2 separate regions of the Homo sapiens genome follow, and region 2 is linked to region 1. The links are chromatin loops, found by intact Hi-C in ENCODE. Cell type or tissue: CD14-positive monocyte. All regions are shown on one strand. Each heading gives the region's core, and the rest is flanking DNA. Links, peaks and the distances in the headings are about the cores only. Region 1 holds the start of RAE1 (ribonucleic acid export 1). Region 2 has its middle 26 kb from the start of ZBP1.

Region 1 (8,326 bases), core at 119-8,118:
GGAATATTCTGGCTGACCCTTAAGACTATTGTCCCTGGTTTTGGAGAATAAAGCAATTCTAGATTACTAGTTTGTTGAATTGACAGAAATGCAACTAAGAACTCTGGTATGAGTACATTTTACTTTTATTGACAGATGGAAATAATGGCAGACTCTAAAATGAAGGCAGAAATTCAAGCTTTGACTTTCCTATCATCAGATTATCTTTCCAGAGTGTACTTACCTAACAAATTAAAATTTGGAGGATGGATATAAAAATAAATCAGAAGAACTTCTGATTGCCAGAGGCTTTTCATTAGTTTTGTTTTGATTGGCAAATACTATTGTGGAAAGAACATATATTATATTCTTAATTCTGTAAAAGTGAAATAAAATAACTTTCCGTTAATTATATATTTTTGTCAAAACAAATGCTGTACTCCAATTTTCTTTGCAAGGCCTTATTCTTGCCTCTATAGAGACAGATTTCTGTCCTATCTTCTAAAGCAAATTATAAAAGAATATGTTATTTTGACCTTTAAATTATTTTTGAAAAAATAATATTTTATACATGTCATCAAAGTCTACAAAATATTTACCTTCTACGATACAACTAATGTTAACGCATAAAGTATCTTACTGGTAACAAAAATCATAATGATCTGAATTTGAGATGTTGCAAATGAATTGTGGTGTCCGGTAGTTTCTTCTTACATTTTCCTTTGCCTTTATACTTTAGGGGTCTTACTCCATTAATTCATTTGTTACATTAGTAAAATTCAGTATGAATAAATATTTGGATTGATGTAGTCTTCAGTGTTTTGCTTTATTTTGTATTGAGCCTATTTTTTATTGATAATATTATTTATTTGAAAAGTTTCTCGAAGGTCTTGAATGCTTCTCTAGTCTGTCTATAGAACAAAAAACTTCTTCAGTTTTAAGATCTACAGAAGCCTCAGATTTTAATAAGGTACTTCTCCAACAGTAAATATGTGACCTTTTCCCTCCATAAACCTATCTTAATTTTGCCAGAGGTCAGTTTTATGATTTTATTCTGTACTTTCAGTAAACCTTTAACTGCACTGAAAGTTTCTTGTGCTTGCAAGCAAGAATAAGAATTTATAGAAGCACGGTAATATTAGGTTAGCTATTTTATAAAGAGAAATGGTAACAATAATAATAATATATACCATTTCTGAGAACTTACATGTGCCAATCACTGCTGATTCAGTATCTCATTTAATTCCCCCAAGGACCTTGTAATTACTGGGTAACTACACCATAGTTTTCAGGTGAGAACACTGAGGATGCTATTTGTCCAAAGCCACAATAATACCAGGGGACAATAATACTACCTACCTCAAGAAAATGTGGGTCTCAATGCAAAATGTAAATGTGGGATCCCTTTTTATTAAGAATTTCAAGATGATAGCAGCAGAGAATTAAACCAAGCACAGGCCCTTCTTAGCCTGGGGTCCTGGGTGACTGCACGGGTGGTACACCTGTGAGGCTGGGCCTGCCCAAGAGGTTGTATGTAGTAAGGATTGAAGAAGGTAATATAATAATAAAGGAAAATACATACATAGCACTTACTATGTGCTAGGTATTTTTGTAGGTGCTTTGTAAACAATAACTCATTGCATCTTCACAGAAACCTTATGAGCTAGGTACTTTTAAAAAATCACCCCCATTTTACAGGTGAGAAAACAAAGGTACAGAAAGGTTAAATAATTTTCCCAAGGTCACATAACTAATAAGCAGTGGAGCTGGGACTTCAAACCAGAAAGTGTGGGTACCATGGCGCTAGTACAGGTAAAGTACTTCACGTGTGGTCTGTGTCCTCACTGCATGGAAAGGTCTGCAAGTCTTATTGTTGGCTAGTGTCAAATCAAGATCCCCCGATACCATACCTACAATTAACAAATATGTTATATTCCCTGGTCACATAGGAACCACACATTTCATTTTGGGAACATTCTGGTATGCTGTTAATTTTACTTACTCGTGAGACTATCAAAAATTCTAAAAACATTTTTATAAATAAGAAAAAATTTCCTCTGAATTTATACCATACTTACTCCTTTAACATGTAACAGTGTCACTTAACTTTGGTATGCTTTGTAAAGGAAGAAATTACTAACTTAAAAATATGTTTAACCCACGACACATCTGGCTTAGGATATACTATCAAAATGGGAAGGAGTGACAAATCTACGATAGTCATTCAAATTTAAAAATAAATTTGAAAAAGACAGATACCTCCAGTTTGGATAATTAAGTCATCTCAAGTTTATTATTGCAAATTTACTTAAAATAATTTTCAATTATTTGGGAAATGAAAATGGAAAGAGAGCAAAATACACTATAGTTTGACGTTACTACCTATCTTTATTAGATGAAAATGAAAAATTAATGCTAGTAGCTATTTGGGAACCATCTAGAATTCTAATTCTAAAGATTTCTTTCTAAAAAGGATTACCATAATACTTAGCATTTAAAATGGTAACTGATAACAATAATCTCATCTACCATCATCTAACTGTATCTAATTTGGATATTTCCATAATTTTAATCAAGAAAACATTAGATTGGAATCTTTAAAATTAAAATGTATAAAAACTAATACAACAAGGCTGGGCACGGTGGCTCACACCTGTAATCCCAGAGCTTTGGGAGACTGAGGAGGAGGATTGCTTGAACCCAGGAGTTCAAGACCAGCCTGAGCAAAATAATGGGACTCCCATCTCAATTTTTAAAAATTAGTTGGTTATGGTGGCACATGTCCATAGGCTCATCTACTAGGGAGGTTGAGGTGGAAGGATCACTTGAAACCAGGAGTTCAATGCTGCAGTGAGCTATGATTGCACCACTGCACTCAGGCCTGGGTGACAGAGTGAGACCTTGTTTCAAACAACAATAACAACAAAAACTAGTACAACAAAAAGGTGCTCAGAGACTCTTAGTTTTCCCTTAAGGGTTCATAATTACCCTAACAAACTAAAAGTTGCTTGTAGTATCCCCCGTTTTCTGAGAAATTTGATTATAATAATTGGTGATACTAAGTGATTTCAGAAGTTATGAGTTCATAGGGAAGAAAAACCATAGTGCACTTTATAAAAATAAGGAAAACCCTCCAGGGTTTCCATCTATGACTTCCTTACTGAGTGTCTCAGTTGAGCTGCTAGTTTGATGTAGATAATCTGTTCAGTGGTGCTGAAAAGAACATATTCTCTAAGCTATATATACATGTACATTAAAAGATTTTCAATGAAATGTTTTTGTAGTGAAATATTGAGAAACGTGCACTTCTGTTTGCTAAATGAACTTCTCTGTTCACTGTTACACAGATAGGTATCCCAAGGAAACAATCCTGTAGAAACAAGCCAAGGTCGCCCTCTGCTGGCAAACGCTCATTATTCTCTCAACTCCTTCCACTATTTTGGGTGGAAATTTCTTTGAAATGTTTTCAAGTCATTGTCTAAAGGAATGGGGTAGAGTCTTGAGTCACAACAAAAGAGTTTGGGGAAAACCAAGAGGGTTTCTATGTGATACACTCAACAGGAATCCGCTTTGTTAATCAGCTTTGGATGCCCCAATTCCCTGTAAAGCTACACTTAATGTGTGCTTCTTTGCAACCTAGCTATTCACAAAACTTTAAGCCAACATATTACATCTCTTTTATTAAAAATTCAAAATGAAAAGTAACTCATGCTAAGAATATAGGCATGTTCAGTTTCTATTCATCTAGCAATTAATAGAAACTGTACTTATTCATAAATATTCCCTGTGTAAAAATGGCAGAAAAGTTTACCAGTTTGAATGACAGTCACTACCAAAATTTAATTATTTTTCTATTGTTTAATTATTTTTCACCTATATTGTATGGCTCAATAATCATACAATCATACCCAGGGATAAAATCTTACTGATCTCGCAGAGCACGGTAGCTCACGCCTGTAATCCCAGCACTTTGGGAGGCCAAGGTGGGCGGATCACAAGGTCAGGAGTTCAAGACCAGCCTGACCAACATAGTGAAACCCCGTCTCTACGAAAGATACAAAAATTAGCCAGGCATGGTGGTGTGCACCCGTAATCCCAGTTACTGGAGAGGCTGAGGCAGGATAATCGCTTGAGCCCTAGAGGCAGAGGTTACACCGAGCCGAGGTCGCGCCACTGCACTCACTCCAGCCTGGGCGACAGGGCGAGAGTCCATCTCAAAAAAAAATAAAATAAAATACCGTTCTCCCTTTTTGTTTCTAGGAGGCAAAACATAAATCAGCATAATCTGCCACCTGTGGAAGTGTAGAGTTAGGTTTTGGGGCAGGCTGCTTGCATTCCAATTCTACGTCTACTCCTTGCCTCTATGGCTGGGACAAGTTACAACCTGATCTCAGTTTCATCAACCATAAAATGGGCATAACAACAATAATAATGACTTGGTAGGGTCATGGTGAGGATTAAATGAGATTATCCATTTAACAAGAGTCTTGGAATATCAGCTATAATATTTGGGCGAGCATACTGCTCCTCAGTGGTTCCACTGATGGTATATGCAAAAGCAGTTTGTCAACTACATAATCCTAAACAGCGGGAAGAGTTTATAGAGCATGCTGAATAACCAGGATTATAGAGGAATCTGTATCATAATAGAGGCTTCTGGAAGATACATTGGGCGTTGAAACATAAAATGCAACAAGTATTAATAACGAACACATGTAAGATACTCTGCTTGGTGCTGCAAAGCATATACATGGAAGTAGATACAAGTTTTAAATCTAGGAATCTAGACAAGACAAATACACTATTTAATGAGGCAGAATATGCCTCGAAACCCTGAGAGAGCTTTGGGAGGGCTTTTGAGAGTTTAAAGGAAAGATAGTAAGAGGAGTTCCATTGAAAAAGGATAAGAAAATGTAGTTGAAGCACTTCTCAGAGATGAGTCCAAAGCTTTGCTGGTAGGAGGGTCAGGCACAGGACAGACATCATGGACCTACTCTGTATCAGTTGTGTGAGCTCTGGTAAGTCACATTGAGAGATGACAGCGTGCTGGCAGTCCTCACAGCCCTCGCTCGCTCTCGGGGCATCCTCTGCCTGGGCTCCCACTTTGGCGGCACTTGAGGAGCCCTTCAGCCCACCGCTGCACTGTGGGACCCCGTTTCTGGGCTGGCCAAGGCCGAAGCCCGCTCCCTCAGCTTGCAGGGAGGGGTGGAGGGAGAGGCGCGAGCGGGAACCGGGGCTGCGCGCGGCGCTTGCGGGCCAGCTGGAGTTCCGGGTGGGCGTGGGCTTGGCGGGCCCCGCACTCGGAGCAGCCGGCCGGCCCTGCTGGCCCCTGGCAATGAGGGGCTTGGCACCCGGGCCAGCGGCTGCGAAGGGTGTACTGGGTCCCCCAGCAGTGCCAGCCCACCAGCGCTGCGCTCTATTTCTCACCGGGCCTTAGCTGCCTTCCCGCAGGGCAGGGCTCGGGACCTGCAGCCTGCCATGCCTGAGCCTCCCACCCCCTCCATGGGCTCCTGTGCTGCCCGAGCCTCCCCGACGCGAGTGCCACCCCCGCTCCACGGCGCCCAGTCCCACGGACCACCCAAGGGCTGAGGAGCGCGAGCGCACGGCCTGGGACTGGTGGGCAGCTCCACCTGCAGCCCCGGTGCGGGATCCACTGGGTGAAGCCAGCTGGGCTCCTGAGTCTGGTGGGGAGGTGGAGAACCTTTATGTCTAGCTCAGGGATTGTAAATACACCAATCGACACTCTGTATCTAGCTACTCTGATGCGGCCTTGGAGAATCTTTATGTCTAGCTCAGGGATTGTAAATACACCAATCAGCACTCTGTATCTAGCTCAAGGTTTGTAAACACACCAATCAGCACCCTGTGTCTAGCTCAGGGTTTGTAAATGCACCAATGGACACTCTGTATCTGGCTACTCTGGTGGGGCCTTGGAGAACCTTTGTGTCTAGCTGAGGGATTGTAAAGGCACCAATCAGCGACCTGTCAAAACAGACCACTGGGCTCTACCAATCAGCAGGATGTGGGTGGGGCCAGATAAGAGAATAAAAGCAGGCTGCCGGAGCTAGTAGTGGCAATCTGCTCGGGGCACCTTCCACGGTGTGGGAGGTTTGTTCTTTCGCTTTTTGGGACCACGTCGTCTTTATGAGCTGTAACACTCACCGCAAAGGTCTGCAGCTTTACTCCTGAAGCCAGCGAGACCACGAGCCCGCCGGGAGGAAGGAACAACTCCAGATGCGTCGCCTTAAGAGCTGTAACACTCACTGCCCGAAGGTCTGCAGCTTCGCTTCTGAGCCAGCGAGGCCATAAACCACCAGAAGGAAGAAACTCCAAACACATCTTAACATCAGAAGGAACAGACTCCGGATGCGCTGCTTTTAAGAACTGTAACACTCACCGCGAGGCTCCGCAGCTTCATTCTTGAAGTCAGTGAGACCAAGAACCCACCAATTCCGGACACAACATCACCTCTGTCAGCTTCATTTTCCATATCTATAAAATGGAGATAATCACAATACCTATCTTTTAGGGCTGGTCTGGAAACTACAGGAGATGGAGCATCTAAAGCGCTTAGCATAGGGTGATGCTCAAAAGAGCTATTATTACCATCATCGTCTAGACTAGAGGTTCTCAGTCTTGGCTGCATCTTAGAATCACCTGGGGAGCTTTTAAAAAATATTAATTTCCTCTTTTCTAGCCCAGGCGTACTAAATCAGAATCTCTAAGGGTGCAGTGTAAACATCACAGTTTTTAAAAAGCTGCCCAGGATTCCAAATGATCTACAGCCTTGGTACTTAACTCTGGTTCACGGCCCAGCAACCTCTGCTGGGAATTTGGTAGAAATGTGGATTTTTAGGCCCATCGTAGACCTACTGAATCTGCATTTTATAAAAAGATACCCCAGATCCTAAACCTCCTTAAGAAGGTCAAGGCACGCAGACCACACTGAGTAGTGAAGGAGAGAATCCAGGGTAGCTACATAACCTCACGAAATCCCTTCCTTGTGATCTGTCTTTTCCTTCACTTCCTTCTTCAGATGCTCCTAAAAGTAGGGGTTGGGAGGAAACAACCAACTGAAATATTTGGAGTGGGCGTGTGTGAGTAATAAGAATCCCTTAACATTTCTACAGACAGTTCTATTAGTAAGAGTAGTTCACGTATGATTTCACTTGACCCTAATTAGGAACAGCCCTGGCATCATTTTCCCCACCATGCAGCAGGAAACTGAGGCCCAAAGAGCCCCGAGGTGGGCTCAGGGTACCCCAGTGGGCAAACAGGGAGAGGCCAGGGCGGGAAACCCGCGGCCGACCTCGCCTTGTTCGGAGGCAGCGTTAGAGCAGCTTCTCGGAGGTTGGCCTTGGACGTGAATTGGAAGCAATCAGAATCTTTTAGATGTTTATACATGATAAATGCAATAATTAATTCACAAGAGAAAACAGCTAGCTACCTTGCACTAGCCCTAGTTGCGGATTGATTGACTGATTTGAGATGGAGTTTCGCTCTTGTTGTCCAGACTGGAGTGCAATGGCATGGTCTCGGCTCACTGCAACCTCCACCTCCTGGGTTCAAGCGATTCTCCTGCCTTAGCCTCCCAAGCAGCTGGGATTACAGGCACCCGCCACCATGCCCGGCTAATTTTTGTATTTTTAGTACTGACGGGGGGACGGGGGGGCGGGGGGGCGGGGGGACGGGGGGCGGGGGGGGCGGGGGGGGCGGGGGGACGGGGGCGGGGGGCGGGGGGGGGCGGCGCGGGGGGGCGGGGGGGGCGGGGGGCGGGGCGGTTCACGATGTTGGCCAGACTTGTCTTGAACTCCTGACCCCAGGTGATCAGCCCGCCTCGGCCTCCCAAAGTGCTGGGATTACAGGCGTGAGCCACCGCGCCTGGCCAGTTGCGGATTTATAAAAGCAGTCGCTTAGTAACTTGCAGCGGCTACATCAACTTTGGACCAATTCGCAAACTGCTGGTGTAAAGCGTTTTTGCGCATGTGCTGTCGCCTTGCGGGAAAAGGAGCCTTTTTCTTCGACGATTTCCGGGCGACGCAGGAAGTGGCTCCAGGGCGCACGCGCGTTGTTTCCGCGGTAGTCAGGGCAGTTTCTACCGCAGGCTTAAGGAGGCTTCGGGCTCCTGGGATTTCTGTCCGCGCTCCTGGCCCTCGTCCTTCGCGCCAGAGCAGGTTCGCAAACTCCTCAGACCCTTCTGCTCCCGGCCGCCGCTTTCCGCCGGGGCGAGACCCCCAGGTAGGCCCCGTGCCGCGCGCGTCCCGTCGTTAACCGCCGCCATGGCTCCCGCAGAGGCCGAGTTGCCTCCCGGGAGCGCGCTTCTGCGGGATGCTGGGGCGCGAGCGGG
Region 2 (8,326 bases), core at 262-8,261, 250 kb after region 1:
GCAGCGGTGGGGAGAGCGAATGCCCACCCTGTGGCTGGACGTAGCCAAGGGAGGCCCTGCTGTGATGCTAGAGGAGTGGTCCCCTGGGCTTGCCCACACCTCCTTCCCCATGTTCCTTCCAGAGCCAGAGGGGTGGGATGGGATAAGACGAGAAATGGGGCTGGGAAATTGAAGCTGGACAGCGCAGAGACGCCCTCCTGCAGCCCATAGAGCAGACTTCTGTGTGTTCCTAAACACCCTGCGCACCTTGCGGAGTGGACCATGCTGGATTCAAACATGAGAAAGAAAAGAGAAGCATGGTAACAGGTGCATGAGATCAACAAGGAGAGGCTCATGCCTACTGGGCACTCACTGCATGCCAGGCACGGTGCCCTGCGCCCAGGAGCCACCTGTCTAATGCTCCCGACACGCGAGCAGTAAGGACTGTCACTGTGTCCACTTCTGAGGGGGAACACTGAGGCTCTGTCAGGTTAGATCCTTGTCCAGGCCCCATGGTAGGAAATGGCAGAGGAGGCTGGACCTACCTCCAAGCCAGGTGTGGGACAGGCCTGGGTGGAGAGGGGTGAGGTGCACGTGTCCCCTCAGAGACCCTGGTCCAACAGCCAGTTCCCCGTGATGTGGTGTAGGAGTGGCTGGAAACTCTTAGATCCTGGGATCACAGACCCCAAGGCCAGGACGAAGACCTACTGCCACCAGCTGGAGTGGAGGGGACATCACTGGGAGGGACCCTGGGCAGTGGGTGCAGTGTGGCCCCATGAAGGCCCGGTGGGGACCAAGCCGGGCAGGCAGCTGCACCCACTGACTCCTCTGCCTTTCCCTCTGTTTTGTTCTGTCCTCTTTCACAGGGACACCCACAGCCTCTGTCGCTCCAGGCCCATGTCTGCCCAACACAGCTGCCTCCAACTGAGCAGCTCTTCTGTGGGGCCGGGGCGGTTCTCCTAGGAGAGCAGCCTACGCTACAGGCCCATGAGCAAAGTTTGCTGGGAAGAGGGCACCTGAAAGAGGCCTGGGGGCCTGAGGGCATGAGCGTGTGAAGAAGTGGGAAGGGAGCTCCATGAGAGGGAACAGCATTATAGAGGGGTTCAGAGGCAAGGGCCAGGCCAAGTGCGCCTGGAACTGGCTGCACGGGTGCATCTGGTGTGCTGAGTTTTGGCTGGGGAGCAGGAGGAGGAGGAAGAGGAAGAGCGGTCGGAGGGCCGGGTCTGGCTAACTGAGGGCTGAGTTCAGGAGTTCAGTGTTCTGATCCTGGGGGCAATAGGGAGCCACTGAAGGTTGGGGCCAGGGAGTAACAGGACTAGAGTTGTAGCTCCCAGGGTCCCCTGGATGCTGAGAGAATGGACAGAGGGGCCAGAGGGACATGGGAGGCCAGTGGGGAGATTCCTTCCATAGCCAAGAGAGACGTGGTGGCTTGGCTGGAGGTGGTTTTGGAAGTGGGGAGAATGGGTTAATGGAGGATTCTAAAAGTGGGTTTTGATGGGACCCTCCCCAAGGAGGCTTCACCAGAAGCAGAGATCTGCCTGGGTCCCAAGAGAAGACGTGGGGAGCAGGGCTTGGGACACTACCCTGCTGCTGGGGCGCCGGGAGGGGGCCTGTCGCGCTTCTCATTGCTCTGAGCGCTCCTGCCCCCTCTTTGGGGAGACAGGCTCTTCCCATCTCACCAAGGAGTGGCTGGAAGCCCTCAGAGCAATGAGAAGGGCAAGGAGGACATGGGAGCTGCACTGGGCCTTGCCCATCCCCCACCAGGGGAGGACAAGCTGGCGGGGAAGGAGTGGGCCAGCCTGGAGGCCCCTCTGGATGTGCAGGCTGGGATTGAGGTTCAGGATTTGGGGTGGGGGCAGAAAGGTGGTTTCGTCTGGACCTTGACAGTCAGCAGAGGAGGTGGGAGGGAGCTTGTCACTTCCAGCCCCATCCTGCAGCCCCTCATGTCTGGCAGAAAGTCTCTGGACGGTCTATGACACCTCCAGCCTTGGCCTTAGGTATCCTCTGTCCAAAACTGGAATCAGCCAGAAAAATCAATGCTTAATCTGGTGACTTCAAGAGGAACATCGGCCACCACCTCGGAACCTGGACCCAGACCTGGGTTTTTGTAAATACCCCGGCTTGGAGTGAAGTCCTTGTTCAAAGTCCCCCACTGGTTAGTGGGATTCAAACCCCAGCTGAGGTCCAGAGATCGTGCACTTGGTTCTGCGTGGGGGTGCGTGGCAGCCCAGGAAGTGGGTTCAGAGGCTGTGGGGCTTACCGGGCACCTTGATCTTTCCGGACCCAACTGTGGCCCCCAGGGAATCCGAGATGCATCCTGGCTGCCATGGCCCTGGTCCAGGAATCACAGTGGGCTGGGGGGATGGGACCGGCCTGGCTGGGCACAGGGGCCAGAGAAAGGAAGGGAAGAGATGGCACCCAGGGGCCGCCAGCTGAGGGCACAAAGGTGAGAGGACACCGGGCCTTGGGGAGCTCATGGTGCAGTGGGAGAACAAGCGGGATGAGGGTCCCCATGACAAAAGCAGAAACCCAGGCTCGGAGGGTGGCTTGCAGGCAGGTGGCAGAGCAGGGATGCGAAGCCGGGCGAGCCTGCTGCAGCTGCCACCTCTTTGGGTGGGAGCGTGCCTCACTCGAGGGCTTGCTCTCTGTGTGAGGCTTTTTCTTGTCCAACAAACACTCACTTGCTGTGTGTCAGGCCTGTCCAAGCGTGACAGGTGTCCACTCCCTAAAACCCCCATAATAACTCTGCGAGGTCAGTGCTGATGGGAAACCAGGCACGGGGTGGGTGGGCACCTGCCCAGAGCCAAGCAGCCTGGGAGAGGGCTCAGCTACCCAGACAGCTCTGCCGCAGAACAAGGAGGACCAGGAGGCCTCGATTTACCCTTCAGCCCCGGGTCCCACAAAGGGCCAAGGTCAGGAACTGCCCCTTCTCTGTTCTTAATCTCACCCCAGGACCTGGGCCAAGTAAGAGGTGAGTCCCCAAGGCTGCCAGCCACAGCCTGTGTCAGAGCCTCCTGGGGAGGGGCTGCTGAACCCCTGGTCACACCCAACTTCCCCGCACAGCGCCTGGGGGCGGGGCCTTGGAGCTGTGATTTGCATCCAGCTCCTTGGCAGATGTCAGCCACCACTCACACTAGGGTCTTAGTGCAGGCCTGGCCCCCGGAATGGTGCTGCTCGTTTGAGAAGACACGAGTGTCTCAAGCAGAACACGAGGGGCCCATGAGATGTGGGGTAGAGTTTACAGGACACAGAGAGAAACTCCGACTCAGGGAAAGGCCCGGGAGGGCTACAGGGAGGAGGAGGAGGGCAATGGGCCAAGTTAAGAGGCAGGACATCCAGGCAGAAGGCACTGACTGAACGGAGGCCGGGAGGCTGGAGAGGGGTGTTCCTAGCTGCAGTAATTAGATCCTTGGAGCAAACGAGGAAGAAGGTGTAAGAAAAGGAAGATGCGTGGGTCGGGCCAGATCTTGAAAGGCCCCAAGGGACAGGTTAATCGGCCAGGTTTCCACACCCACTGGGCATCAGAGTCACCTGTGGGAGTTCATTCCTTCACTCATTCAAGAGGTGCATATTGAGTGCTACTGTGGGCCAGACATAGTTCTCAGCCCTGGGGAGCCCGTGGGGAACTGACTGATGAGACCCCTACCCTGGTGGAGACAGGAGTGTCATCAGAGGACAGAGACTGTAATTAAAGAAATAGGAAATAAAATAATGGCAGATCCCTCTGAGTGCTCACAAGCAGATAGACCAGGACACAGTAGAGAGCGCCTGGGCTGGGAGAGGGGTCGTTTGAACCGAGTCCCCGAGGTGAGCCAGAGGAGAGGTCTCAGAAGTGGGTGGGAAGCCTCCAGAACAGATGGACCCTGGCAGCCCCTGCAGGGACTGGACCCAAAGCCTCTGAAGGACGCATTGAGGCCATCACCTCTGGGCAGACGGGCATGCGCAGAGCATCACCTGTGCTCCGCAGACGAACGGCCTGACTTGGGATTTGAGGGTCTGCAGAGATGGGGTGGGTGTAGGGGGTCTCAGAATCAGAAACTCTGACCCTGGATGGGACCTCGGGGACCAGCCCCTGGTCCAGGGGTCTGGAACCGAATTGAGGCAGAGGGCGGCATCCTTGCCCCCGCGCCCTCCTGCCCTGCGAATTCTGTGGGCCTTTTTTTTTTTTTGCAAAAACAGATCAAGGGCGCCACCTGGTGGCTAGAGCTGAGGCCGTGGCCGCTTCAGCCCAGGCCGGGGTCCACGGTGGCCAAGGCTCAGTAGGCCGGTCCCTTTAGGTCACTTCCGATTTTGTAGATGTTTGTGGTTACACAATTAATATGTTTACCTTGCAGATACAGTAGAAAACCCAGATAAAGCCAAAAGAAAGCAACCACCTGGAATTTCGCACCCAGAACAAACCTTTCTTCACATGTGCACGGATTTCTTTCTAGACTTTTCTTCATCCATCCAGGCATTTTCATACAAAAAGTGAATCATACCCCACAGAGAGTCTGCAACCTGCCGAGCTGTTTCCCACTCACCGCTAGATCGTGGCTCTCTTTCGTGCCAATGAATATACTTTTACAACATCATTCCTGCAGCTGTGCACGCACTTTGGGTGTGGCCAGAAAGTGATTGAGGTCGACTGAGCCCCTGTAGGTTGGATTTCTTTGGAGCAAAGTGAGTTTTCCAGAGTTTTTTCATTTTGTTTTTGCCTCCCTTGGGGAAGACAGGAACTTCAAAGCCCTCATTTCTCTGGTGCAAAACGGGTTTTGACAAATCCACATTTAGGGGTAAACTTCATGGTGCCAGCCCCCCGCCTCCCTGTGTCTGAAGCTGGGAGCATAGGGGCACTTGCTACTCACCCTGTGAACTGCCCGGGGCCCCTCTTGGAGCCTGAGGGTTTGGTTTACACTGCCTGAAATGGACGCACGGGCAGGTCATATGCTTCACAGGGCTGTTTTGTGTTCAACAGGTGGTCTTTGTAAAGCACTCCACGCAGGGCTCGGCCTGTGGTCAGCCCTTGGTAACTGTCAGCTTTGTTACCATTCAAAGGACCACAGGGTGTGGGACAAGAGCACTGCGGCCCCCCAGGCCTGTGCTCTCGTCACCGGCTGCAGGATGGGGGCCTGTTCTCGTCACCTGCCGAAGGGCTGAAATGCCTCCTTGGGGGTCATGGTGGGGCCTGACTTATTGGGTGCCGAGTTAGATCACCCTTTGCTATTCATGAGGCTGTGGCTGTGCCAGGAACCACGGGCGCTGTGACAACACAGCCACGTCCCCTGACACCCACTGACGTCCCCTGCTCTGGGGCTCTCCACCGATGATCTCATTTAACCCCGTTTTGCGGATGGGAAAACTGAGACTCAGGGATTCAATGACACTTGTAACATCTCACACCTGGTCAGTGGCGGAGCCCTCTGGGGCCCAGGCCTGGCTGCCACTCGGGGAGGTCTTGTTGGGGGCCTCTTTCCTTTGTCAGTGACTCCAGGACCTCTGGGCAGAGTGGGAGGAGGTGACATTCAGCAGAGTGTGGCCGTGGTGCTGTGTGTGTGAGATGGGAAGCAGTTGCCCTGTCTGGAGGCCTGGGCCCTACCTGGGCACTGAGCTGTGTGTATGTGTGTGTGGTGCACGCTGGTGGGGGGTGCTGAGGTTCAAGGTAGCGGGTCACTTGGGCATGTCACAGCACAGAGGGTAAACCCGCTGTCCACCAGGCTTGGGGCAGATATGGCTTCTGAATCCATCCTACCTGAGCACATTGTCAGACTCAAACAAGGAGCTAGACTAGGAGTCAGAGAAGGAGGGGCCAGATGGAGAGAAGGGGGTGGCTCAGGATGGGGCGTGGTGAGGGACCATTACCCACAGCACTGATGCGGCCGCACCAACGAGGCAGGCCCCTGCTAGTTTCATCCTGAACACAGATGATCACCCCATTTTGCACATGTGGAAACGGAGGCGCAGGAGGACTAGGTACTTGCCCAAGGTCACACAGCTAGAAAATGGTTGGGCAAAACCTTGAGTCTGGGGTGGTCCAAGTTTGTATCTTTGGCCCTACACTGTTGTGTAGACCTGGGAGGCATCCACCCACTTGGTGAGCCAGAGAGGGGCCTGTGGGCTGACTGTAAGCTCAAATGGGCCCTCTCTTCAGGTCCTGCAAATGAGGCACCGCCCCACCTCCCTACCTCCCAGACAGGGGTTGATGATGTGGGTTTTCTTCCACACTTGGAGGTCGACTGTACTCATTTTGTGCCCTGGGTTTAATCCTAGAGGGCCATTCACTGGCTGTGTGACCTTGGGCAAGTAGCTTAACCTCTCTGTGCCTCAGTTTTCTCCATGTGAAACGGGGTAAAGATTCCTTTCTTCGTGGAGTCGGTGGGAGGATGAAGTGAGTTAGTGCCTGCGGGAGTCCGGGGGGCATCAGCTCCCGCAGGGTCGGGACTTCGATGCCACAGATGGGCTTGCAGGTAGGGTCCTTGGGAGTCACGCAGGAGCTGGACTGGGGACTTGAGCGGGGGTACCCAGGTTGCAGGGGTGTTCCCCACGATAGAAGAAAATCAGCCTCTGAAGGGTGCTGGGTTTGTGCTCCTTCCCCCAAATTTGGGGCACGGGCATCAGCCAGAAAGGAGCCCGCCCCCGGCCCGGGAGGGCAGAACAGGAACTTTCACCTGGGGCCTGTGGACCGGCTGCAGGCTTATGTGCACCACCCCGGAACCGTGGGGGAAACACGTGTGTCTGGCTGCTTTGTGGGGAAGGAACAGGAGGGGGTCACACGGGATCCCCCCCACCCCGCCTGACCCCACCTCAGGCCCTGGAAGTTTCCGAGCCCAGCCTGGTGAGCGGCGGCCGGCGGCGTGCGGCCAGCAGAGGGCGCTCGGGCCAAGGCTGTGAAAGGCCGGCTCCGCGCTCCTCCCCTCCAGGCCGCCCCTGCAGTCGAGACCTGCGGAGGGCGCGGGCGGGGGCTGGCTTGGCCCTAACTCTCCGGGAGCCCGGGTGGGGCCGCTGGGGTCACAGCTGGGGCCACAGCTGGAAGCCGGCCCAGACATCTCAGCCCGGGGCGGGTGTCACAGGGGAAATTTTGACAATTTCCCGGCCTAGCCCCACCTGTACAGACGGCTGTCAATCAATCCCCGGGAGGGCCTAGGCTTCAGCCCCCAGGTCTGGGCACCACTGGGCAAGGGCTCCCTTCATTCTTAGCGTGAGCTCCCACCAGGCAGGGTCTGTCCCTATTTCTGCCCATTTAACAGAGTAGGAAACTGAGGCTCAGAGGTGGCAGGACTTGCCTGAGATTACACTCACTTGCCTGGGATTACACACACCAGGGGCTGTGACGCCAAGCCCCATTATTTTTTTCCCCATTTATTCTTTTATATTCGTGATATTAACAGCAGCAGCAGCGCCTGTAACGGACCTTCTCAGTCTGGGCCTTGCTGGCACTCTGGGCTAGATGTCTGTGTTAGGGGCATGGGGTGCGCTGAGCGTTGAAGGGCATGGGGTAGCCTGCACATTGAAGCATGCTCAGCAGTGCGGGCTGTGTGAGGCTCCCCAGGACGATGCCCGTGTTCTAATCCCAGAACCTGGAACATGTTACCTTACATGGAGAAACAGACTTTGCAGAGGTGATTAAGTTAAAGATAGTGAGGTGGGGGGTCATCCTGCATTATCAGGGTGGCCTCGATGTCATCACAGGGGTCCATCTAAGAGGAAGGAGGAGGTGAGAGGGAAAGACAGAGGTTCAGAGCCGGTAAGCCAGATGCTGGGGGCAGAGAGGAGTCACACAAATGGGGGGATCAAAGATTCACCTCCAGGATCTCCCAGCCACGCAGTTCACCCCCCACACCCCTGACCTGCAGGTGGAGCTGGGAGGGCCAGGCCTGTCTCGAGCTCTGTAGCCAGGGGCGCCAGACCCCCTCCCCCCTTTCCCCACCCCCGGCCCCCCAGCTGACACTCCCGCCTTCAGGGCTTTGCCGGCACTGGCCCTGCTGGATTGCTTCTCCAGCAGCTGGGGGCATTCAGCTGATTGTGGCAAAGGCCACTGTGCCCCGGGGTGGGCGTGGGGGGCAGGTCAATGAGACACAGTGGGGGAGCTGACCAGCCAGGGGCTGGGAGGTGACAGCCAGGCCGCGGTGATATGTCCCAGGCAGCTTTTTCAGTAACATGTTTAAGAGCACTGGCTTGCAAGCCTGCCTGATGGCTGGGTTTGAATCCTATCTCTGTCCTTGGGCAGTAGTTTCACCTCCCTGAGTGGGTTTGAATCCTATCTCTGTCCTTGAGCAGTAGTTTCACCTCCCTGAATGGGCTGCCTTGGAATCATGCAGCGGGGGCTGCATCATGCTGCGTATCCACAACTGTCCAAGGAACCCTTGTT

Evidence for each region. Hi-C counts contacts between places; a loop is a spot of excess contacts. Peaks named below come from ENCODE experiments on the same cell type or tissue, not always from the same donor. Only the 100,000 strongest peaks of a DNase experiment are listed, where the experiment ranks them.
Region 2: a loop joins it to region 1, with 5 times the contacts of the local background. A loop is called at or near these places in 5 of 110 quality-filtered maps.

The regions. Positions count from the first base shown.
Region 1 is chr20:57,343,206-57,351,531 of GRCh38, forward strand. It overlaps SPO11 (SPO11 initiator of meiotic double strand breaks), which reads left to right. Exons shown (of 13, transcript NM_012444.3): 13 at 136-788. The coding sequence ends at 255. It overlaps RAE1 (ribonucleic acid export 1), which reads left to right and starts at 8,050. Exons shown (of 12, transcript NM_003610.4): 1 at 8,050-8,217. RefSeq lists an enhancer at 7,681-8,249. In CD14-positive monocyte, for the core only: CTCF peaks have their summits at 3,381 (motif pointing left) and 3,583; DNase peaks (open chromatin) are centred at 3,386 and 7,986; H3K4me3 peaks cover 400 bases; H3K27ac peaks cover 364 bases; H3K27me3 peaks cover 900 bases.
Region 2 is chr20:57,590,308-57,598,633 of GRCh38, forward strand. No RefSeq gene overlaps it. Among named protein-coding and RNA genes, the nearest start is that of ZBP1, 26 kb to the right of the region's middle. RefSeq lists an enhancer at 1-441 and silencers at 6,685-6,744, 6,765-6,938. In CD14-positive monocyte, for the core only: CTCF peaks have their summits at 4,174 (motif pointing left), 4,373, 6,820 (motif pointing right) and 7,020; DNase peaks (open chromatin) are centred at 4,194 and 6,834; H3K4me3 peaks cover 396 bases; H3K27me3 peaks cover 279 bases.